Regions from separate parts of the Homo sapiens genome. Here region 2 is linked to region 1. A link is a loop called in an ENCODE intact Hi-C map of the cell type or tissue named here. Cell type or tissue: natural killer cell. All regions are shown on one strand. Each heading gives the region's core, and the rest is flanking DNA. Links, peaks and the distances in the headings are about the cores only.

Evidence for each region. Peaks named below come from ENCODE experiments on the same cell type or tissue, not always from the same donor. Only the 100,000 strongest peaks of a DNase experiment are listed, where the experiment ranks them.
Region 2: it touches region 1 in a loop (9-fold over the local background); 29 of 110 quality-filtered maps call a loop at or near these places.

The regions. Positions count from the first base shown.
Region 1 is chr10:6,440,238-6,452,571 of GRCh38, forward strand. PRKCQ (protein kinase C theta) reads right to left here. Exons shown (of 18, transcript NM_006257.5): 16 at 1,656-1,844. Among named protein-coding and RNA genes, the nearest start is that of LINC02656, 96 kb to the left of the region's middle. RefSeq lists an enhancer at 2,654-2,823. In natural killer cell, for the core only: CTCF peaks have their summits at 5,606 (motif pointing right) and 5,805; a DNase peak (open chromatin) is centred at 5,624; H3K27ac peaks cover 325 bases.
Region 2 is chr10:6,672,044-6,684,377 of GRCh38, forward strand. No RefSeq gene overlaps it. Among named protein-coding and RNA genes, the nearest start is that of LINP1, 59 kb to the right of the region's middle. RefSeq lists an enhancer at 6,087-6,588 and a silencer at 6,248-6,406. In natural killer cell, for the core only: CTCF peaks have their summits at 6,348 (motif pointing left) and 6,549; a DNase peak (open chromatin) is centred at 6,328; H3K27me3 peaks cover 361 bases.

The sequences.
Region 1 (12,334 bases), core at 2,211-10,210:
AGCATGAGAACAGACTAGTACACTGCCCAAGACAATCTGCTGGGCAGGAAACCAACAGTGAGAGAGTCTTGCAGAATCAGCGTTGGTACAGTATATAGGCCAGGGACTGGACTGAATGCCTGTATCTCAAGGGTTTCAGCCAAACACATCTGCAAGGATAAGTATTTCTGCAGAACCTAGTAGAGTGCCTCATTGAAGTCTCAGCTTTAGCCATCCTCCAGTTCAGGGGTAGGAGGCTGCCAGCCGAATAAGAACTGTTTTTTTCTGCTCATCCTCTTTCCTCTCTCAGCTTCTACCTGGTAAGGTCTGAAGCAGAAACTCAGGAGTTAGAATGGAAGAGAACAAGAACACAGCCAGCAAGAGCATGACAACACTGTCTCCTCCAGTAGTGAGCAGCTGCCAATCACGAGCTCTGAGCAGAGGAAAGGAAGCAGGAGTCCCAGCTTTAAAATTAAAATTTATGTGATGAGGCTGGGCATGGTGGCTCACATCTGTAGTCCCAGCACTTTGGGAGGCCGAGGCGGGCAGATCCCTTGAGGTCAGGAGTTCAAGACCAGCTTGGCCAACATGGTGAAACTCCACCTCTACTAAAAATACAAAAATTTAGGTGAGTGTGGTCGTGCACCTGTGATCCCAGCTACTCAGGAGGCTGAGGCAGGAGAATCGCTTTAACCTGGGAGGTGGAGGTTGCAGTGAGCCAAGATCATGCCACTGCACTGCAGCCTGGGTGAGGGAGTGAGACTGTCTCAAAAAAGAAAAAAGTTATGTGATGAATAATATCCCAGACTGGATGGTTTTAATTTCCCCACTGAGACAGTGTTTCATAACATAAGAGTGACAATAGGTTGTCTTTTATCTAAGAGCAGGCCAAAAAGTCATACATCCTGTCCAAGATTTCAACCAGAGGCAGGGGAAGATGAACTGGACTGAATATTTCTAATAAAAAACTATGGGAAACAAAAGACTGAGTAAAATAAAAAAAAACCCTCTATATAACATAAATGCCCATTTTCTCCTGCCTCAGCCTTCTGAGTAGCTGGGATCACAGGCGTGTGCCACTATGCCTGGCTAATTTTGTATTTTCAGTAGAGACCGTGTTTCTCCATGTTGGTCAGGCTGGTCTCAAACTCCTGACCTCAGGTGATCCGCTCACCTTGGCCTCCCAAAGTGCTGGGATTACAGGTGTGAGCTACTGCACCCAGCCTAAATGCCCATTTTGTTTCTTTTTTTTTTCCCCTTTATTGTTTTGGAGACAGGGGTCTCGATACATTGCCCAGGCTGACCTCACACTTCCAACTTCAATCCTCCTGCCTCAACCTCCCAAGTAGCTAGAAGATTGATTTTTAAGCCACACACTGTGCTTGTTTAATGAACCAACTACATCTCCAGGTGAGCGTATTCAAGGTCATGGAACTGGTTCCTGGGCCGTTATGTTATAACTGATGCACATGAGGGTTTCTCTTACACTCATTTTGACATTTAATGCTCATAATATTGGTGCCTCTATTAAAACACAGACGGTGCACATCCCATTTAAACCCAGTTCAATAATAATCATTGTTTGCCACATGCAAGTTGGAAACTAAGAGGAACAGAAAACTGACCAGAAGACCTAATGCTCGTCTTATGAAGACGCTCTTGGCTTCGCTTCTTACCTTCACCAGAAGGTCCTTTGCTTCCTTCTCCAGCCACCGTGGGTAAAAGGGATTGTCCATGCGGATGGAGTGGAAGAGCTCCTCCTCATCCTGCCCGTGGAAAGGCGACTGACCAATCAGCATTTCATAAAGGAGAACCCCGAAGGACCACCAGTCCACAGAGTGGTTGTATTTCTGACCCAGCAAGATCTGCACAACCAAAAGGCAGACAGGAAATTAACAGGAATGAGGCTGAGGAGTGACAACTCTTCCTGAGCGTCTCAAGGCCACTCAGTAAATGGTCGAGGATGATGGTGTGCAAGAAAGATCACCCTGAAACCCATCTCTTGGGAAGCCAATGACTGGAGAGCAGTGTCTAAACAATGCTGAAATTTTTGAGTTTGAGTCTGAGTAAACACTTTTCAGTTTCAATTTGTACTTTTCCTCTGCTTATAAAGAAACAATGAAACTATGCCATTAGTTTTTATTTTCCCATCAGTGACATGGGAACTTAGGTGGCAGATATTGGACCTAAGAAAGCTGGTATGTGTCTAAGTTCTTCAGTGGCTCTGGTGTGAGCCTGGAAACCAAGCCTACGTGCTTTGCTGACTTGTACTGTCCTGAGTCTTTGCATAAACTCTGTAGTAATCAGGCATCCAAAGAGGTCATCTGGACAGTTCCCTTCCTTAAAGCCTTGCTATCTATGGCTGTTCAGTTCAGGGGGCACAACTCTAATCACTGACATGCAGAATCAAATTGTGTCCTGTGCCAGGAAAGAGAACCTAGGATAGCAAAGTGCTCAAATCTAGGCCGGGTGCAGTGGCTCACTCCTGTAATTCCAGCACTTTGGGAGGCCGAGGCTAGTGGATCACCTGAGGTCGGGAGTTTGAGACCAGCCTGGCCAACGTGGTGAAACCCTATCTCTACTAAAACTACAAAAATTAACCAGGTGTGGTGGTGGGTGCTTGTAATCCTAGCTACTCCGGAAGCTGAGGCAGGAGAATCGCTTGAACCTGGGAGGCAGTGGTTGCAGTGAGCCAAGATCATGCCAATGCACTCCAGCTTGGGCAACAAGAGAGAAACTCCATCTCAAAAACAAAAAAAACCCCAAAGCACTCAAATCTAGAAATGAAAGATCTCTAAGAGCTACCTACAGCTCGATAGCGGGGTCTGAGTCTATCTGTTAGGGAGGAGGATTTAAAGTCTGGAAGCCTACCTAACATTTTGAAAGATTCCTATCCTTTCACCAACCCACTCTTCTGGCAAAAAAGGCTTTGTATGTTGATCTTTCAATGAATTCCTTTTTGGACATTGGAAGGTAGAGGGCACGCGCCATTCTGCTCAGCGTCTGACATCCCAACAAACTGTGCCTAAGCTTCTCTGAGATGGTACATGGTAGGACCCATCCATGGATGAAAGAAATAAGGAAAATGTGCCGGTGGGTAAATTACCAACGGAAATAAAACCAGTATGTAGAGGAGACAGCTGCACTTGCTTGCTCATTGCAGCTTCATTCACAATAGCCAAGATATGGACTCTAAGTGTCCATCAGTGGATAAATGGATACAGAAACTGTGCTATATATACACAGGGGAGTATCAGCCCTGAAAAAGGAGAAAATCTCTACTTGCAACAACATGGATGAACCTGGAAAACATGATGTTGAGTGAAGCAAGCCAGGCACAGAAAAACAAATGCTGCAAGATCTCATTTATATGTGAAACGTAAACACGTTGAACTCATAGAAGCTGAGAGTGGCAGTCGCCAGGGTCTGGGCAGAGGGTAGGGAGGAGGGATAGGGAAGGCGTTGAAGAAAATGTGGTACCTCCACACAGAGGAATATTATTCAGCCTTCAAGGTGAAGGGAAACCTGTCACATGCTACGTGAGTGAACCTTGATAACATTATGCTAAGTGAAGTAAGCCAGGCAGGGAAAGACAAATACTGAATGATTCCACTTACATAAGGTACCTTAAGTATTAACAGAAGTTTTTGCCCTTACTTTCAGTGACAAAAACCGTAACTACTTCTGCACCAACCTAATAGTTAAATTCTAGAGACAGGAAGTGGAATAGTGGCTGCCAGGAGCTGTGGGGAGGGGGAATAGGGAGCTGGTATTTAATGGGGACAGAGTTTTGGTTTTTCAAGATGAAAACCTTCTGGAGATTGATTGCACAACTATACAATACACTTTATTTTATTTATCTATTTATTTTTGAAATGGAGTCTCGCTCTGTCACCCAGGCTGGAGTGCAGTGGCACAATCTCGGCTCACTGCAACCTCTGCCTCCTGGGTTCAAGTAATTCTCCTGCCTCAGCCTCCCGAGTAGCTGGGATTACAGGTGCATACCACCATGCCCAGATAATTTTTGTATTTTTGGTAGAGACAGGGTTTCACATGTTGATCAGGCTGGTCTTGATCTCCTGACCTCAAGTGATCCACCCACCTCGGCCTCCAAAGTGCTGGGATTAACCGCACCTGGCACTATTTTTAACATTACTGAACTGTACACAAAAATAGTTCAGATGGTAAATTTCATGTTACGTGTATTTTCCCACAATTAAAAACAAAACCCTAGGACATAATAGTGGCACATAAAATTTTTTTTAATGGAAAAGAGGGAAAAAAAATCTTCGTTAATTCATGACTGCTGCTCCAAGGATGAGTTGCGGGCAAGTTGCTTTATTAGCCAAAACAAAATGGAGAAGGAATAATAGGATTGAGGCACTAAACTTAAAAGCAAGACAGTCAGACTCTCTTGGGGATGAACATCTGTTCTACCTTGTAATGTGTTTGGGCTTAGCTGGGTGCATCTGTGAACAGACACACATAAATACACACACACACACACACGCACGCAGAAGGTATTTTTTTGTTGGCGCTACTCGTATGACATGGAATTTTTCTCTTCCTTCTCTAATGGGCCTTTGGAATGAATGGCAGAATTGCAGCACTGATGGCCTTGAAAAGAAAATGACACCACAATTCCAGCCATTCTCCCAGCCCTTTGGGAGGCTGAGGCGGGTGGATCACCCGAGGTCAGGAGTTTGAGACCAGCCTGGCCAACATGGCGAAACCCCGTCTCTACTAAAAACACAGAAATTAGCTGGGTGTGGTGGCGCACGCCTGTAATCCCAGCTACTCGGGAGGCTGAGGCAGGAGAATCGCTTGAACCCGGGAGGTGGAGGCTGTAGTGAGCCAAGATCGCGCCTCTGCACTCCAGCCTAGGTGACAGAGCAAGACTCTGTCAAAAAAAAAAAAAAAAAAAAAAAAAAAATTCCAGACATTCCAGTATTTTCTAGGAAAGCCAGATGTTTTGATGTCGGTGAGCTTTTTTAGATGGAGCAGACTGATGTGCACGGCAACCCCATCCCTGACCCTCCACCACCCCGGGGCCCACTCCTGGGAGACAGATCAGTGCTAAGTGAGGCCCAGGGGTGCTGTGAAGTCTCTCTAAGGCAGACTTGCTAAACAAACAGAAGAACAATATCAACAGCAGCACAAGAGTTTTTCTGGCCATGTAAAACGTCACAGGCTCTACTTCTGGCTTAATCCCTTATTGTGTAGTTTTGGGAGGACCCTTTCACCCTTCTTGTTTGTGAAAAACGGGAATCATATCTGGCCCGCTTCTTATAAGCTTCTTGTGAGATCCAGTGAAAAGTAGCAAAGTCAAGATGATTTGTCTTATGGGACAACTATAAATGTTATGATAAATATCTGCTTTGATGATGCACTTGTCCCCGTTTCTGAAAATAAAGTTGCAAACAGAATTTTGCAATGTTACTGATTTCCAATATAAAAATGCTACCCACTACTCTTACCTCGATATTTACATGCTAAAGTTTACTTTATAATTTAGAAAAAATAGGCTTTGCCTTAAGGAATCATCTGAAGGTAGACCCAGGGAGAATGATAAGGAAATATAAGATGCACCTAATACAATCTTTGCTCAATTTGCTGGGCCAGGGACACATGCAATTTCCGAGACTTGCCCACAAGGCGGCGTCAAAGCAACCAGAAACGTCTCTGAACCACATATCTTTGTAAACAACTTCGTTTTGGCAGGACAAACAAAAAGAAAATTTGGAAGGACAGGAGACAGCTGTGGTGCAAATTAAGGCTTCAAAGCTTGGCGATGTTGGTAAAAAATTTCAGTTTTACCTTAGGAGGAAGAAGTAAAACGCAAACTCACACGTGCAGCAGAGTGTTCGCCTCAGGAATACTGATATGTGTTAGGAGTTTTGCAGACGTTATGTCTTTTATTGATAAGAACCCCCCTGAGCTAGGCACAGTTATCCCTCTCCTATAGGGGGTGATGATTGGGCTTAGAAAGGCCAAAGGTCTTACTTAAAGTCTCCTAGTTAGTGAGCTGAGAGCAATGTTCTGAATCTGGTCTTTCAGGATTTTACCACGTGATGTTCCTTCCATAGCATAATGTGCCTCTTGGTTTTAAACCTCAAGCTGTCATGGTCACACTATGCTCAGTTTTTTTTTTTTTTTTTTTTTTTTGGAGACAGAGTCTCGCTTATGTTGGCCAGGCTGGAGTGCAGTGGCGCGATCTCAGCTCACTGCAACCTCCGCCTCCCAAGTTCAAGCGATTCTCCTACTTTAGCCTCCTGGGGAGCTGGGATTACAGGTGTGTGCCACCACATCCAGCTAATTTTTGTATTTTTAGTAGAGACGGGGTTTCACCATGTTGGCCAGGCTGGTCTCGAACTCCTGACCTCAGGTGATCCGCCTACCTCCGCCTCCCAAAGTCCTGGGATTATAGGCATGAGCCACCATGCCCGGCCCATGCCCAATTTTTAAAGAGACTGTGGTGGAGAAACACCAGCAAGGGTGGCCCCTTTCTCTCTCAGCCCCGGGACCTTGCCTCATTGTGATCTCTTCTTGTGTTCTGCTCTTTTTCAGTCCTTGCTTTGACCCAAAGAATCAGATGCACAGCTCAAAATGCACAAGGAAACCCGGGAAAGCAGCGAGAGAGGAACAGTGGTTTCACCGAACGACGCCAGAGCAAGCCTCATCTGTTCTCCTTCAGCCTCAGAAGCTGGGAAGTCAGGTCTGGACAGGCGGGGCTCTGCCACCATGATGTGCAACTGGGTGAGTGCTGCCCCAGCAGTCAGTGACCTCCTGGGGCCAATACCAGTGTGGTTTCCAGGGAAATCCGACTTTCTCCAGGGAGCTGCTTCCATGCATTGCAATCCCATCTGGATTTACTGAGTGTCTAGTGTGCCATAGAAAGTATGATGTTTCCGGCTGGGCGCAGTGGCTCACACCTGTAATCCCAGCACTTTGGGAGGCCAAGGCGGGCGGATCATGAGGTTAAGAGATCGAGACCATCCTGGCCAACATGGTGAAACCCTGTCTCTACTAAAAATACATAAATTAGCCGGGCATGGTGGCACGCGCCTGTAGTCCCAGCTACTCGGGAGGCTGAGGCAGGAGAATTGCCTGAACCTGGGAGGCGGAGGTTGCAGCGAGCCATGATTGTGCCACTGCACTCCAGCCTGGGCAACAGAGCAAGACTCCACCTCAAAAAAAAAAAAAAAAAGTACGATATTTCCCTGTTTAACTGCCTTCCTATTCTTTGTCAAAATGAGTTTGCACCTCCAAAGAGACATCAGCCTCTCTTTGCTCCTATTATAGGAACACAGGGGGAACAGTGGGGCTTTTGAGACGCACTTTAGCTCTCAGGAGGTGCAGCCTAGTGAGACGATCCCCAGTTGAGGGAGCACAGGTGTGTTTTTCATGTGTAGCTCCTGACTCTGCTACGAAATGCATGAGCTTCTGAGATTTGAGTTCTCCTCACAGGAACGATGGGTGCCTGCCAGATGGCCTCTGTCCCAGCAGTTGTGTGTTCCTGTGTTTTAATTCTCTGCCTCACCTAGTCGGCCTTCCCCAGGCCACAGAGTCCCCTCCCTGAAGGTGCTTACAGACACGTTTGTAGGTGAGACAGCAGCGGAACACTCATAAAGACCCTGCAGGGCAGCATCGACTTAGAATCACACAAGAGAGGCTAACATTTCTCTAAGGCACTGAGGAGGGAGAACACAGCTCCAGTTTTGTTTGGTTTTTGAGGGCAAAAGGGGCAATGGGGAACTGAGTGAGGTGAAAGAAAACTTCACCAAGTGGATGGTGGGAGGGCAGCCTCCGACCAGGGGTGGGATTTTTCCAGGTGGAGTAGGGGGAAGCTGGGGAGGGTTATTTAACAAAAGACGCCCAGAGGTGGGGAATTCAGTATACACTTAGAGATGAACTTTTAGGGTGTTTGACTTTGTGTGGTCGTTTATTCAGGAAGGAGCTGAGGGCTGCTGCTCCAGCCTGTGAGTGGATAAGCCATGGTCCCTGATGGGGAGAAGCTCAATGGATTGGTCAGGTGGATGTAGAGGTGCTGTGGTTGCACAGGGAAGGGAACAGCAGGTGATTCCTAAAGCCGGTGGCAACTTTAGGGAGAAGGTGACTGTTTGAGGGGAGGGTCACAGACCAAGGATGTGCAATGGCAGAGAGGCACAGTGTGGCCTGGCCAGGGAAGGTAGCACTTAATTTTTTTTTTTTGAGTCAGAGTCTCACTCTGTCACCAAGCTGGAGTGCAGTGGCACGATCTCGGCTCACTGCAACCTCCGCCTCCCGGGTTCAGGCAATTGCCCTGCCTCAGCCTCCTGAGCAGCTGGGATTACAGGTACGTGCCACCACACCCAGCTAATTTTTTATATTTTAGTAGAGACGGGGTTTCACCGTGTTAGCCACTATGGTCTTGATCTCCTGACCTCATGATCCACCCGCCTCAGCCTACCAAAGTGCTGGGATTACAGGTGTGAGCCACTGCACCTGGCCAAAACCAAGATTTTTAAAAAGTCATTTAATCTCATTATTTTGATGAAGCATAGATATTTTTGTAGTATTAATAAATATAGTTCTGCAGACACCGCTGCTGATACCCAGGCAAACAGGGTCTGGAGTGGACCTCTAGCAAACTCCAACAGACCTGCAGCTGAGGGTCCTGTTTGTTAGAAGGAAAACTAACAAACAGAAAGGACATCCACACCAAAAACCCATCTGTACATCACCATCATCAAAGACCAAAAGTAGATAAAACCACAAAGATGGGGAAAAAACAGAGCAGAAAAACTGGAAACTCTAAAAAGCAGAGTGCCTCTCCTCCTCCAAAGGAACGCAGTTCCTCACCAGCAACGGAACAAAGCTGGATGGAGAATGACTTTGACGAGTTGAGAGAAGAAGGCTTCAGATGATCAAACTACTCCGAGCTACAGGAGGAAATTCAAACCAAAGGCAAAGAAGTTGAAAACTTTGAAAAAAATTTAGACGAATGTATAACTAGAATAAGCAATAGAGAGAAGTGCTTAAAGGAGCTGATGGAGCTGAAAGCCAAGGCTCGAGAACTACATGAAGAATGCAGAAGCCTCAGGAGCTGATGCGATCAACTGGAAGAAAGAGTATCAGTGATGGAAGATGAAATGAATGAAATGAAGTGAGAAGGGAAGTTTAGAGAAAAAAGAATAAAAAGAAACGAACAAAGCCTCCAAGAAATATGGGACTATGTGAAAAGACCAAATCTGTGTCTGATTGGTGTACCTGAAAGTGACAGGGAGAATGGAACCAAGTTGGAAAACACTCTGCAGGATATTATCCAGGAGAACTTCCCCAATCTAGCAAGGCAGGCCAACATTCAGATTCAGGAAATACAGAGAACGCCACAAAGATACTCCTCGAGAAGAGCGACTCCAAGACACATAATTGTCAGATTCACCAAAGTTGAAATGAAGGAAAAAATGTTAAGGGCAGCCAGAGAGAAAGGTCGGGTTACCCACAAAGGGAAGCCCGTCAGACTAACAGCTGATCTCTCGGCAGAAACTCTACAAGCCAGAAGACAGTGGGGACCAATATTCAACATTCTTAAAGAAAAGAATTTTCAACCCACAATTTCATATCCAGCCAAACTAAGCTTCATAAGTGAAGGAGAAATAAAATACTTTACAGACAAGAAAATGCTGAGGGATTTTGTCACCACCAGGCCTGCCCTAAAAGAGCTCCTGAAGGAAGCACTAAACATGGAAAGGCACAACTGGTACCAGCTGCTGCAAAATCATGCCAAAATGTAAAGACCATCAAGACTAGGAAGAAACTGCATCAACTAACGAGCAAAATAACCAGCTAACATCATAATGACAGGATCAAATTCACACATAACAATATTAACTTTAAATGTAAATGGACTAAATGCTCCAATTAAAAGACACAGACTGGCAAATTGGATAAAGAGTCAAGACCCATCAGTGTGCTGTATTCAGGAAACCCATCTCATGTGCAGAGACACACATAGGCTCAAAATAAAAGGATGGAGGAAGATCTACCAAGCAAATGGAAAACAAAAAAAGGCAGGGGTTGCAATCCTAGTCTCTGATAAAACAGACTTTAAACCAACAAAGATCAAAAGAGACAAGGCCATTACATAATGGTAAAGGGATCAATTCAACAAGAAGAGCTAACTATCCTAAATATATATGCATCCAATACAGGAGCACCCAGATTCATAAAGCAAGTCCTGAGTGACCTATAAAGAGACTTAGACTCCCACACAATAATAATGGGAGACTTTTAACACCCCACTGTCAACATTAGACAGATCAATGAGACAGAAAGTTAACAAGGATACCCAGGAATTGAACTCAGCTCTGCACCAAGCAGACCTAATAGACATCTACAGAATTCTCCACCCCAAAGCAACAGAATATACATTTTTTTCAGCACCACACCTATTCCAAAATTGACCACATAGTTGGAAGTAAAGCTCTCCTCAGCAAATGTAAAAGAACAGAAATTATAACAAACTGTCTCTCAGACCACAGTGCAATCAAACTAGAACTCAGGATTAAGAAACTCACTCAAAACTGCTCAACTGTGTGGAAACTGAACAATCTGCTCCTGAATGACTACTGGGTACATAACGAAATGAAGGCAGAAATAAAGATGTTCTTTGAAATCAATGAGAACAAAGACACAACATACCAGAATCTCTGGGACACATTCAAAGCAGTGTGTAGAGGGAAATTTATAGCACTAAATGCCCACAAGAGAAAGCAGGAAAAATCCAAAACTGACACCCTAACATCACAATTAAAAGAACTAGAAAAGCAAGAGCAAACACATTCAAAAGCTAGCAGAAGGCAAGAAATAACTAAAATCAGAGCAGAACTGAAGGAAATAGAGACACAAAAAACCCTTCAAAAAATTAATGAATCCAGGAGCTGGTTTTTTGAAAGGATCAACAAAATTGATAGACCGCTAGCAAGACTAATAAAGAAAAAAAGAGAGAAGAATCATATAAACACAATAAAAAATGATAAAGGGGATATCACCACTGATCCCACAGAAATACAAACTACCATCAGAGAATACTACAAACACCTCTACACAAATAAACTAGAAAATCTAGAAGAAACGGATAAATTCCTCGACATATACACTCTCCCAAGACTAAACCAGGAAGAAGTTGAATCTCTGAATAGACCAATAACAGGATCTGAAATTGTGGCAATAATCAATAGCTTACCAACCAAAAAGAGTCTAGGACCAGATGGATCCACAGCCGAATTCTACCAGAGGTACAAGGAGGAACTGGTACCATTCCTTCTGAAACTATTCCACTAAATAGAAAAAAAGGGAATCCTCCTTAACTCATTTGATGAGGCCAGCATCATCCTGATACCAAAGCCAGGCAGAGACACAACCAAAAAAGAGAATTTTAGACCAATATCCTTGATGAACATTGATGCAAAAATCCTCAATAAAATACTGGCAAACCGAATCCAGCAGCACATTAAAAAGCTTATCCACCATGATCAAATGGGCTTCATCCCTGGGATGCAAGGCTGGTTCAATATATGCAAATCAATAAATGTAATCCAGCATATAAACAGAGCCAAAGACAAAAACCACATGATTACTCAATAGATGCAGAAAAGGCCTTTGACAAAATTCAACAACCCTTCATGCTAAAAACTCTCAATAAATTAAGTATTGATGGGATGTATCTCAAAATCATAAGAGCTATCTATGACAAACCCACAGCCAATATCATACGGAATGGGCAAAAACTGGAAGCATTCCCTTTGAAAACTGGCACAAGACAGGGATGCCCTCTCTCACCACTCCTATTCAACATAGTGTTGGAAGTTCTGGCCAGGGCAATTAGGCAGGAGAAGGAAATAAAGGGTATTCAATTAGGAAAAGAGGAAGTCAAATTGTCCTGTTTGCAGATGACATGATTGTATATCTAGAAAACCCCATTGTCTCAGCCCAAAATCTCCTTAAGCTGATAAGCAACTTCAGCAAAGTCTCAGCATACAAAATCAATGTACAAAAATCACAAGCATTCTTAGACACCAATAACAGACAGAGAGCCAAATCTTGAGTGAACTCCCATTCACGATTGCTTCAAAGAGAATAAAATACCTAGGAATCCAACTTACAAGGGACATGAAGGACCTCTTCAAGGAGAACTACAAACCACTGCTCAATGATATAAAAGAGGATACAAACCAATGGAAGAACATTCCATGCTCATGGGTAGGAAGAATCAATATCGTGAAAATGGCCATACTGCCCAAGGTAATTTATAGATTCAATGCCATCCCCATCAAGCTACCAATGACTTTCTTCACAGAATTGGAAAAAACTA
Region 2 (12,334 bases), core at 2,179-10,178, 230 kb after region 1:
AACCCATGCATATTGGAAATACAGAGGAAATGCACAATAGGGAGTCAGAGAAGAAGAATTCAAATACGATCAGGTCAGCTTTGCACAAACACATGAGACATTCAATTCCCAGGGTCAAAAAAGCGGATGTCAGATCGCTGCCAAGTCTGCTGGGAATCTCAAATCCCTCCGTGACCTGTTCCTGGACTTCCTTCCAGGCATGGTGCTGAAATGAGACGGATACTCCCTTACATTTTCTCTGGATTTGGGGGCATCTTGCACCAGATTCAGAGTTCTTTTGGCTTCAGCCCCTAAAAACCTGACTGTGTCCTCTCTTCTTTATGCTTTTTTCTTCTATTTTTCCCATTTTTCATGCATGCTCACAAACTGGTAACTGAGACTGATTCTGCCAATCCTGGAAGCATCCTCTCTGTAACTATTTTCTGGACCATGTCTCCCCTCCCTCTCCTCACCTTGCACTGGATTTTGAACCCCTTGAGCTCACATCCCTGCAGATACATAACACGCTTGAAAATGTCTATTGAATGCGTGAAAAAATGAGTGTTTTTTTTTTTTTTTTTTTGAGACCGAGTATCACTCTGCTGTCTGGAGTGCAGTGATATGATTTCGGCTCACTGCAACTTCTGCCTCCCAGATATCAAGCTATTCTCGTGCCTCAGTCCCTGGAGTAGCTGGGATTGGATTATAGGCATGCGCCACAATGCCCAGCTAATTTTTGTATTTTTAGTAGAGAAGGGGTTTTGCCATGTTGGCCAGGCTGGTCTCAAACTCCTGGCCTCAAGTAATCCACCCACCTTGGCCTCCCAAAGTGCTAGGATTACAGGCATGAGCCACCACCCCTGGCCTGCGAGTGTTTTTCTAGGGCTAGAAGCCAGGAAGGAATGCTGGACACGATCATGTCATCACTTTGGGAGCCTATGCCAGCTTTCTACTGAAACTTCCAGAAGATTATTTTTTCTTTTTAAAATCATTTTTGTCATCTTAAACATCTCTGTACGTGCCTATTCCTGCTTTGTGTTTTCTTCTAATTCCCAGTTCACTGGAAGAGTAAAGACAGTTGACATTGTCGGAGTCTGGGAAACAGTCCATCCCTCCCTGGCTTTGGTTACCACCAACTACCTCGGTTCTCCTCCTTCAATATTCAGTTACCATTACCCCTGGGGCAGTGTTTCTTATACAATATCAAAACACTTCAAATATATAGAGACATTAGCAGTCAAAATTTCCATCAAAGGGAGAAAATAAAACCACCTTTTTTTTTTTTTTTTTTTTTTTTTTACTGAGTCAAACTCAACATTGTCACCCAGTCTAGAAAATATGCTTTCCCTGCAGTTCTTGCTAATTGCATTTTACTGCTGCTGCCTTCTGTTCTAAAGAAGAGAAGAGAACTATTCTGGAAACTATAATTGGATGGTATCATCAGTTATTATTTCCGAGGGAGGTCAAAGGTAGTCATTAGTTTTAGCAACTAGTGGTTCAATGAAAACTACCTGCAACAATGCAATGGGAAGCCATCTCTTTTAGTGAACAGAATTATTTCATACTCAATATTTGTTCTCTCTCTAAATATGTCAATGGAAATAAAAACATATTTCCGAAATAAACGGTGGCTTTATGAAGATTTTTTTCTTGAGATACGTACAATTCTCACCTTGCTTGGTTGACTTAATAAGCCCTATGGAGGCAAAATGATATGTGTGGTTGACGTACAATCACAACGTAAAAAACATTCCCGAGGCTTGCACCATTTAAAGGCTTGTTCCAAAAACATCAGACTCTCCGAGAGAATACAGGTACTTCAAACTCCCTTTTCTTCTGTGAGTACCATTGACATTCATGATTATCTTAGCTTAGGTGTCAGGAAACAGCCAATAATTATTGTCCATTTCAGAAGGAAAAACAGCATAGAATTATTAGAGGTATGGTAGGATTGGGGTTTTCTGCCTTTCGAAGTGAGTTGAACATGAAATAACAAAAAAGCAAAAACTGTAAACATTTAGAAGGAAATTTTACCAATTTTTGGAAGAGAAATATAATAAAAGTTTTAAAGGGTTATTTGTTTGGAAACAATAATGATCTTGAAAATGCAGCTCGATCCACCAAAGCAGTCACTTCAATATGGAAGCGGATCCTCATGGAGAGCTCACAGCTGCCTGTACCAGCTCAGAATCCACTGGATCATTTCACTGATCTTGGATCTATCTAAAAAAGATTACAGAGTAAACAATTCTTCAAGCCACAGGATCTTATGGTGGGTATTTTCTGTTTTGTTTCTGTCTGTAAAAAGTGAATTATAAAAACAAAACAGAAACAAACAAAAACCCCATCTCCCTTCTTTTTTTCTATTCGTTATTCCTGAACAACATCCACTTCCTTTTCTGCTCTTGTCTACCTTTGCAATTTCTGGCACAGATGTGCTATGCTGAGTGCCAAGTTTAGGTCCACAGATGTCGTCATAAAAAACAGGAACTAGAAAATTAGAAAATCTCAGTGCTTTGCAATGCTTATTAGCGCAAAACTGCAGCAATATGCTTTATAGTTTTTACTAGTAGGCTCTTGGGGGCAAGTCTACTCATTGGTTTGTGGACTTATTCTTACTACAAAATGGATCATTCTGTATAGACCACATCTCTTGATTAAGAGATGTGTCTATGGGACTTAAAAAAAAGGTGAAACTCTGATGTATGATTCCTGGTGTACTGTCCAACAACAACAACAAAGAATTTAGGGGATGGAGGGAATCAAGATTCATCTGGTATATAGTTTAAACTCCCTCTCAGTGTAGAAATTGTCCCAGCAACATCACATAATCCTTGAGTTTTAGAGTTGACGAGGACCTTAGAGAGATAACAGGGCAACTCCTGGAACCCACAACCTCACATAGAAACTCTCTGTAGAACACCCAAGCTGGATGGCTGCTTAGCATGGAAACCTGTGCAAGACACATCATTACCTTTTAAGAAATCTCAATATTTAGAAACAAGTGCATTTTAGAGAATTGTTCTAAATTGAATTGAATTGTACTGAATTGTATTTCAATAGAAACAAAAACATATTTCTGAAACAAATGGTGACTTTATCAAGATTTTTGTCTTGAAATACGTATAATTCTTACCTTGCTTGGTTGACATATTGAGGCAAATGGTATGTGTGGTCGAGGTAGAATCAGAACTTAGATGACAACATACCTGAGGCTTGTTCCATTTAAAGGCTTGTTCCAAAAACAAGTGAATTGTTCTGTTTAGAGAGCTGATTTCTAGCCTCTTGATGAATCCATGCATGGGTTCCGCCTCTGACTTCTGGAGCCTCACAGAAAAAGCTGTGCATTCCTTTAGTGTGCCTGGCCTTCAGACAGCTGAGGTCTCCTGGAGCAGCCTCCATGGAGTTTTCTCCATTTCCAAATCATCCTAGTTGTTTTATTCCCCACTCCTGGATAGGGGTTCTTCTTACCGTCCCTCTTCACCATCACGCTGACCGTCTTCCTGGGTGAGTCATGGCCTGACTGTTCTTTTCCTAAAATGACGTGTAGGTGTGACCACCCTGTAGGGGTGACCTGATTTATAAAATGCATCCTTTCTATGGCACCCTTTTGTTACATTAAATTAACAACATCCTTCTTATATGGCAGTTAACAGTCTGTCTAAGAATATTTTCAGCTTTATGAATTAATCTGTGCCTCTTAGTTTATGGTAAACCATTCTGCTTTTTAATTCTCAATTCCGTTCGAGCCACTTCATGTAGGTTATTTGACTTCTTAAAGAGCGAGGCCAGTTTCCGAAGTGGTGCTCTGAAAGGTCCGCCATCTCAGAGAATCAAGTCTCACAGTAAGGAAAAAAAGAAGAGACTGGATAAAAGGAAACGATTTTATGGACAGAAACACACTCTTTTTTTATTTTATTTTACTTATTTTAATTTTATTTGATTTTAAATTCTGGGGTACACCTGCAGAACGTGCAGGTTACATAGGTAAACTTGTGCCATGGTGGTTTGCTGCACCCATCAACCCATCACGTAGGTTTTAAGCCCCGCATGCATTAGGTATTTGTCCTAATGCTCTCCCTCCCCTTGCCCCCCAACCCCTGACAGGCCTCAGTGTGTGATGTTCTCCTCCTTGTGTCCATGTGTTCTCATTGTTCAAGAAACAAACTCATTTTAAAAATCTATCGTAAGGAGCTTGAGACAAAAAGTGCTAAAACACCACAGATACTAGGTAAGCCAGTGGTAGTATTTAAAGACACTGAAGCAGTAGAAATTTGAGATGTTGTTCCAGATAACACAAGTACCTCCCACTGATTAACATTTTGTCCTACAGTTCTGTTTTAAAATTCTTTTATGGGTGCTGGGAAAACTGGCTAGCCATATGCAGAAAGCTGAAACTGGATCCCTTCCTTACACCTTATACAAAAATTAATTCGAGATGGATTACAGACTTAAACGTTAGACCTAAAACCATAAAAACCCTAGAAGAAAACCTAGGCAATACCATTCAGGACATAGGCATGGGCAAGGACTTCATGACTAAAACACCAAAAGCAATGGCAACAAAAGCCAAAATTGACAAATGGGATCTAATTCAACTAAAGAGCTTCTGCACAGCAAAAGAAACTTCCATCAGAGTGAACAGGAAACCTACAGAATGGGAGACAATTTTTACAATCTACCCATCTGACAAATGGCTAATATCCAGAATCTACAAATAACTTAAACAAATTTACAAGAAAAAAAATCAAAGAACCCCATCAAAAAGTGGGCAAAGGATATGAACAGACACTTCTTAAAAGAAGACATTTATGCAGCCAACAGACACAAGAAAAAATGCTCATCATCACTGGCCATCAGAGAAATGCAAATCAAAACCACAATGAGATACCATCTCATACCAGTTAGAATGGCCATCATTAAAAATTCAGGAAACAACAGGTGCAGGAGAGGATGTGGAGAAATAGGAACACTTTTACACTGTTGGTGGGACTGTAAACTAGTTCAACCATTGTGGAGGACAGTGTGGCGATTCCTCAAGGATCTAGAACTAGAAATACCATTTGACAGCCATCTGATTACTGGGCATATACCCAAAGGATTATAAATCATGCTGCTATAAAAACACATACACACGTATGTTTATAGTGGCACTATTCACAATAGCAAAGACTTGGAACCAACCCAAATGTCCATCAATGATAGACTGGATTAAGAAAATGTGGCACATATACACCATGGAATACTATGCAGCCATAAAAAAGGATGAGTTCATGTCCTTTGTAGAGACATGGATGAAGCTAGAAACCATCATTCTGAGCAAACTATTGCAAGGACAGAAAACCAAACACCACATATTCTCACTCTTAGGTGGGAATTGAACAATGAGAACACTTGGACACAGGGTAGGGAACGTCACACATCGGGGCCTGTCGTGGGGTGGGGGAAATGGGGAGGGATAGCATTAGGAGATATATCTAATGTAAATGACGAGTTAATGGGTGCAGCACACCAACATGGCACATGTATACATATGTAACAAGCCTGCACCTTGCGCACACGTACCCTAGAACTTAAAGTGTAATAATAATAATAAAATTCTTTTATGACAATTTTAGACAAACAGTGGAGGTTGGAGAATTGTTTTTTTAAAAAGGCCCCTAAAGAAAATATAGCTAAATGTTGATAGTGATTGTTATAAAGAACATTTTTCTAATTTTTATAGTTCTACATTTTTAAACTTTTTTGAGCATGTGTTATTTTTGTCATGGAAAAAATGGACACTGTGATGGCCTTTTTATTCACTTCTCTTAGCCTGGTATATGTGGAGAAGAATTGGTCAGCTTATGCAATGTGTAGAAAAACTTTGGGTACTAACAAATAAAACTTTCCCAGGAAACAAGTTTTGAAAATGATTTAACTCTGAGGTTTTAAAAACACTTTAAACATTCCCTTTGCAAAAAAATTCATTGAAAACAAGCCGATGGTCTTAGGAAATATTCAGTTTAAACATTTACAGAACAAAAATTGGATCCTATTTTAAAATCATTCCTTTATAAATAAGTGTCTGAAATATTTTGGAATCCAGCAAATACATTCAAAAGCATGTTTGATTAGTTGGCTTGGGAAAGGAAGAAATTGGGCCTGTAAAACAAACCTTGCTTTAGAAATCCATGAAGTTGTCCCTCCCTACATCAAATTTCTAAAAGCAAGATGCCTACCACGAAATATGTATGGTTTTCAATTTGAGGCTGAAGTTATATAGAACAATGCTGCAAGTAGGCCACCCTGACTTCAAGGTCAGCGAAATTAACATCCAGATTGCACCGTCAAAATTCGTCATCAGCGATCATCATGCGCCCCCTTCTGGCTCCATTACCACACTCTCATTTGTTCCCGTTGCGTTGAAATGAAGGGAAAACAGGCTTTTGGACCTGGGAAAATCTTCCTTAGTTTCTTTATCTGCCCACATTCTCCTTTGTTCCTGTTGCATGGAAATGAAGGGAAAACAAGCTTCTGGACCTGGGAAAATCTTCCTTAGTTTCTTTATCTGCACAATGAGGAGTTCAGATCAAATCTTTCCTAACACCCCTGCCATATACAAAATTCTGAGCTTATTATATTGCAACATAGAATTTTGGAATTGCTCATAGACACAAATGCCTAAGGAACTTTCAGCAAAACTCTGAAACAGAAAAAGTGTTTGAAATTATGTAGTTTTTATCTTCGGCATTTTGAATGTGCATAATCATAATAAGAATTAGTCACAATTGTTCTGTTTCTTCAACTCTGTTCTGCACAGATAGGGGATCACGCTCTTTCAGATTTCAGAGGCAACTTTACAATTATCCTCTCTTTCATCCTTACATTTCTTTATATTTTATTTTTCCACATTTTATACTCTTTATCTTATTTATTTTCCTTTTCATTCTTTGTTTTCTTGTTTTCTTTCTTTTCTTGACTTTTTTTTTGTCTTTTCTTCATTCCTACCTTAGGTTTTATGAAATTAGTTGTCCCTTGGGTATAATAAACACCATAAAAGTACTGGCCCTCTTGAGTTAAAAGAGAAGATATTATTTTTCACAGCCTGAAATTATAACCACTTAAATGTTTGGCAAATTGGCACCATCTCCTGGCCACTTAAAGTGCCATCTGAACTATGTAGGTCCTACAATGCTTTATTTCCTTGCCAGTCATCTGAGTGTTCATTTTGCTCTATTTACCCTAAAAACTCCTCCCATAAATAGATCTGACATTTTGTGAGCATCTCATTCTGCTTAAGGCCTGATATTTACACTATGAAAGTGTGGCTTGGAGAAAAGCTTTCTGGATTTTCCGCTTGTTTTATTTATATAATCAAATCAAGACACCATAAGGAAAAGTCACATGGCTAGTCCTGAATTTAGGAAGCATATGACCCTTCTCTGTTCCCTCTGCGTCCACACATCTAGAGAATTATTGGGCCATTAAGACGGGTTTACACTTCTGGAATATCCACCTGTTTAGAGAGTCAGAAATGTGGGCATAGCTGAGGGGAAGGGATGGTCTAAATGCCTTCTAGGTGATGGGGGAAAACAACTTGAGCAAAAACAAAAACAACTGAGCTCTCTGAAAAGTTCAATAGCTAATTCTCTCAGTCTCGTGGGTCCTGGCATCAAAATGAAACAAAAGAAATTAGAAAAATTATTGGGAAATGAAAACTTGAGGACCTTATTATCTTAGCTCCACAGAAAATACAGGGTAGTGGTATATAGGTTAATTTCATCAAGAAAAGATAGCAAGATTTCTTGAAATTCAGAAAAAAGCTCATAGTCTTCTAGAATAGTCTAGAATTCACATCACACATACCTCTTCTTCTACACAAGCTTCATTACTGAAAAGAATTGCTAAGCTAGATATTCTTAGACTATTTCTCAGAAATACACTTGATAGAAGAAGCGATAGATCGATAACTGTGTGTGTGTGTGTGTGTGTGTGGAGAGAGAGAGAAATAGTGAAAGTTTAATGACAAATACTTTCATCTGGATCTTTCTTTTAAAGAACACATTTTTACCTTTAACCTGCCAAGAAAATGTTCTAACTCCTAGGGGCTCAATGGTTACTTTTGTTTACCAATGTCAAATTCGACATGTGCTTCTTATGATTTATATCTAAAGTCTAGTGCCATGATCACATTGAGAAAGAAAAAAATACCTTTGAAATAACCAGTTTAAGATGTCCCATGCCGCCAGACCCCCCCACTGTGAAACTCTCCATTGCTTCAAAAAGCTGAAGTTTCTGGTAGAAAAGACATATACTCTTTTCTGGAGAAGTAGCCACTTACATTTTATCCATGAATACAAAACATTTTTTTCATAGTTGATATTGTAGATATTACATAAATTTAATGGGCCCTGAAACTACTGGAAAATCTTTAAGTCATGTTGACTGCTTGGGTGATTTTGGATTCCTTGGCTTGCAAATCTCAGGAACTGTTTTAACAGAGAACAGTAGTGGCTTGTTTTGTGCTAAACCACCCCGACAGCAATTTAGTTGTCATTCAGCTACTAAAGCTTTACTTTATGGCTTTGAAAAACCTGGCTTTCCCTGTTCCATTATCTGCTGAGATAAAATGATATTGGAAGGTTATGACCGATGACAGAATGGCTTCTTTTCCCATCTTTTCTAGCCTCCCCATACGTTGGTCAACACGTGCCTTTTCTCGGCACTGAATGTTTTTAGAATGCTTTGCTTGCCTGCAGGCATTTTATGCTTACGAATTTCGCATCATTTCTTAACCTTCTCTGCATCTGCTTTCAGTCTCCAAAGGAGGCTAGAACGCTGGGTCCTCTGAGTCTACAGCTTCATTGCAGTAAAGAGGATGAGGGTGGGAGGGGGAGAGTACCTCTGGGGGGATTCTAATGCTCACATCCAATCTTGAATTGAGAGCAGTTGCCTGGGAAACAAAACCTCAAAAAATCTCATTTTCACATGCATCTTCAAATCTTCAAATGGCAGGACGTACTTCTGTGTTCAAAGGAAGTCCTCCAAGTCTAAGCGTCCAGCAAGTCGAGATTTATTATCTGCCCAACTCATCTCAGGATTCTATGGATATTTTCTATCACACTGGTAATCAAATAAGAATAACATACATGTGTTAAAAACAGACACAAATAAAAAAGGTTAAACTGGGTTTCTCTGGTTGTGTGAGTTGAGAGGCACCAGGGAATAGCAGAAAGGATTCTGCAATGCAGTCAGAAGACTCATTTTGCAAACATACCTCTAATTGGTAACTTAAATGTAAATTCGCGGTGAGTGCTTGGGCTGTGTGTCACAAATAAGACTCCCAGTCCCTGTTTCTTCATTGGTAAAGAGAAGTTTGGCATGGTCTCGAGATACTCCACTCCCGACCCCACCTCCTAGATCTAATAATTATCTGATCCTTTGGGAGTACCTAAAGGCTGTTGGCATCTTTCTACAAACATTTATTGGATAGTCATGATGTTGCCAATCTAGGGGAACTTCTTTCTATCACCTTAGGTTCTGTAACTGGAGCTTGCAAATCAAACTGATAAAATACAGAGTAACAGGAAAAAACATTTTATTTCAAATGCATGTGGCAGCTTTGCAGAAAAGAAGTGAAATCCCAAAGAAATGGTTAAGTTTGAGAGCTTATATACTATTTTAACAAAGGGTGATACATTGTGAAGAAGTGACAAAAGAAAAGGGGTTTCTAGGTGTGATAAATTGTGGAAAAAATTATATATATATAAAATATATATTATATATAGACAAGGGTTATTTAGTAAGTTTTTTTTTTTAATTCAAACGCAAGTCTCTAGTGATAAGCGTTATGTTGCATGATTAAGAGTCATTCTCCTCTTCCTGGTACAGGAGAGGGAGACGCCTTTACAAATAAAAATGTATTCCCTGTTTTTCAGGCAGAAAGAGGAAGGCCAGAGAATTCTTCCTGTATCTGCTGTTTCTCTAGTGCCTTCAGCTCAAATAATTTTTATGTCAAAGTGGCATATTTAAGGGTGGCATATTCTGATCTTTTTTATTAGCATAGTTCTTTTTTTTTTTCTTTTTCTGGCCCTTTTGTGTTTAGGCTAACTCATTGGTTCATTATTTGATTCATCATGGGCATTAACTACAAAAGAAATTTTGGGGGTAAAACATTAAAGAAAGGTATAATTTTTCAGAGATTATACAAGTTCAAGTGTATTTTTGGGATTTTTTTTCCATCAGAAATACATTCAACAGCAATGTTGATTATGCCACAGAGAATTGTCCTAATGAGTGTGTGTGTCTGCCACCCAAAACCAATGTTTGGAATGGAAATTATGCTTTCCTTCTAAAGGGCAGTATTATATATATATATTTCTTTCTTCAAAAATGTAATCTAGTAACAAGAAAGCTTCATTCTCAGTCTATGGGAGGGAAGTGCAATGAACTGGCTGGTTCCATTGTTACCATGCAACAATTTATTCTGAGCTATATGAACAAAAGACATTCTTCTCAGGGATGGCCTTATTAATCAGTTTATTATTCAATGGGTCAGAATTTGCATTTTGGTGAGTAGTATCGTTTTTATCTCTTCATGTTGCCAAAGTTGTAGTCACATTACAAGAGAGCTCTAAATTAACAGCACAGATATGCAGTTTCTTCAAGAGTAGTTAACTTTATTTCAAATGAATTCTGCTTCCTCTGCCTGGCATTTCTTTACCCGTTATCTCCAAATGTCCAAATTCAACCTATCACTTAAGACCTATTTCAAATGCTGTCTGCCCATCACCTCCTTTGAAGCTTCTCTTCCCTCTTTAAACTGCCATAGGGACAATTTTTTCTATATCGGGACAATTTTTTCTATATCTCTCCTACAGAACATATCACTTTCTACCATGCGTGCCGTTACTTAGTTGTGTGACTTACGTTGTCTACTAAAGTGAAAGCTTCTGAAGATACCATCACAGAGACCAGTACAGGGCCTCGCCCAACATGGTCTCAGTAAATATCTCAAGAATAAATAAAGAGTGGGAAGATGACACAGTGAGTTGACAATCCTTGGATAGCTTAGGCACCCTGTTGATTATGTTTGAAAACTTTTTCTTCACTTATTTTCAATTGGCAGATGCTCACGGGACATGATTTACTGTTAACAACAACTCAAGTAAAATTTAAAATGCAGCACGGTAAATCTTAGGTAACACAACAAATGGTAAAACCAAATGCATAATTTAGTCCAATGTGAGATATAAATAGTTTAGAGGCCATACTCCCATTTTGAACTATTTGTTTGAGTGATCTCTCTATTAGCATGGGGGATAGAAGTCAACCCTTTGTTTATAATATGCAGGTGTGTTGTGGACGGGTAACTGCTATGGAATGAATTGTGTCCTCTCCAAAAATTCATATGTTGAAGCCCCAATTCCTAATATGACTGTATTTGGAGATACAGTCTTCAGAAGGTACCTAAGGTTAAATTAAGTCAGAAGGATAGGGCCCTAACTTGGTAGAATTGTGTCCTTATAAACAGAGCTCTTCCATGCAGGGACACAGTGAGAACACAGCCATCTATAAGCCAGGAATGGAGTCTTCGCCAGAGACCAAATCAGCCGGCACCTTGTTCTTGGACTTTCCAGCCTCTGGAACTGTCAGAAAATATATTCTGTTATGTAAGCTGCCAAATCTGTTGTGTTTTGTTGTGGCAGCCAGAGCTAAGACGGGACTTAAACAGATGAAACCTTTTCACTGGGAGCCAGGTGCAATGGTGTGCACCTGTAATCCCAGTGACTCAGAAGGCTGAGGCAGGAGAATTGAGTGACGACTGGAGTTTGAGGCTGCAGTGAGCTATGATCACGCTACTGCACTCCAGCTTGTGTGACAGAATGAGACTCTGTCTTTTTAAAAAACAAAACAGCAACAAAAAACTTTTCACGTGACTGCTTGCATTTGCTTGGTGAAATGTTTTTGACTGTGAACACCAATAGTATAAACAGGGATTACTTCACATGGAGCCTTTGTAGAGGGAACTCCAGGAGAAAGAAGTCTATGGAAGGGCAGCTGATTATCTGGGCATTTTCACAAATAAACTCTTGAGTTCCCAAAAAATAACCACAGGGACCATTGCTGACATTCAGGGAAGTAAAGTCTTTTCATGGATGTGAAGAGAAAGGATCAATTTCATTATCATCTTACAGTTGCCAAGAGAAATAAGTCATTCAGATGTCATGGTATGTTATAGAGGAAATACTGACAAATGTAAACTCTTAGATCATGGCAATATAAAACGAAATCTGACTGGACACAGTGGCTCATGCTTGTAATCCTAGCACTTTGGGAGGCTGAGGCGGGCAGACTGCCTGAGGTCAGGAGT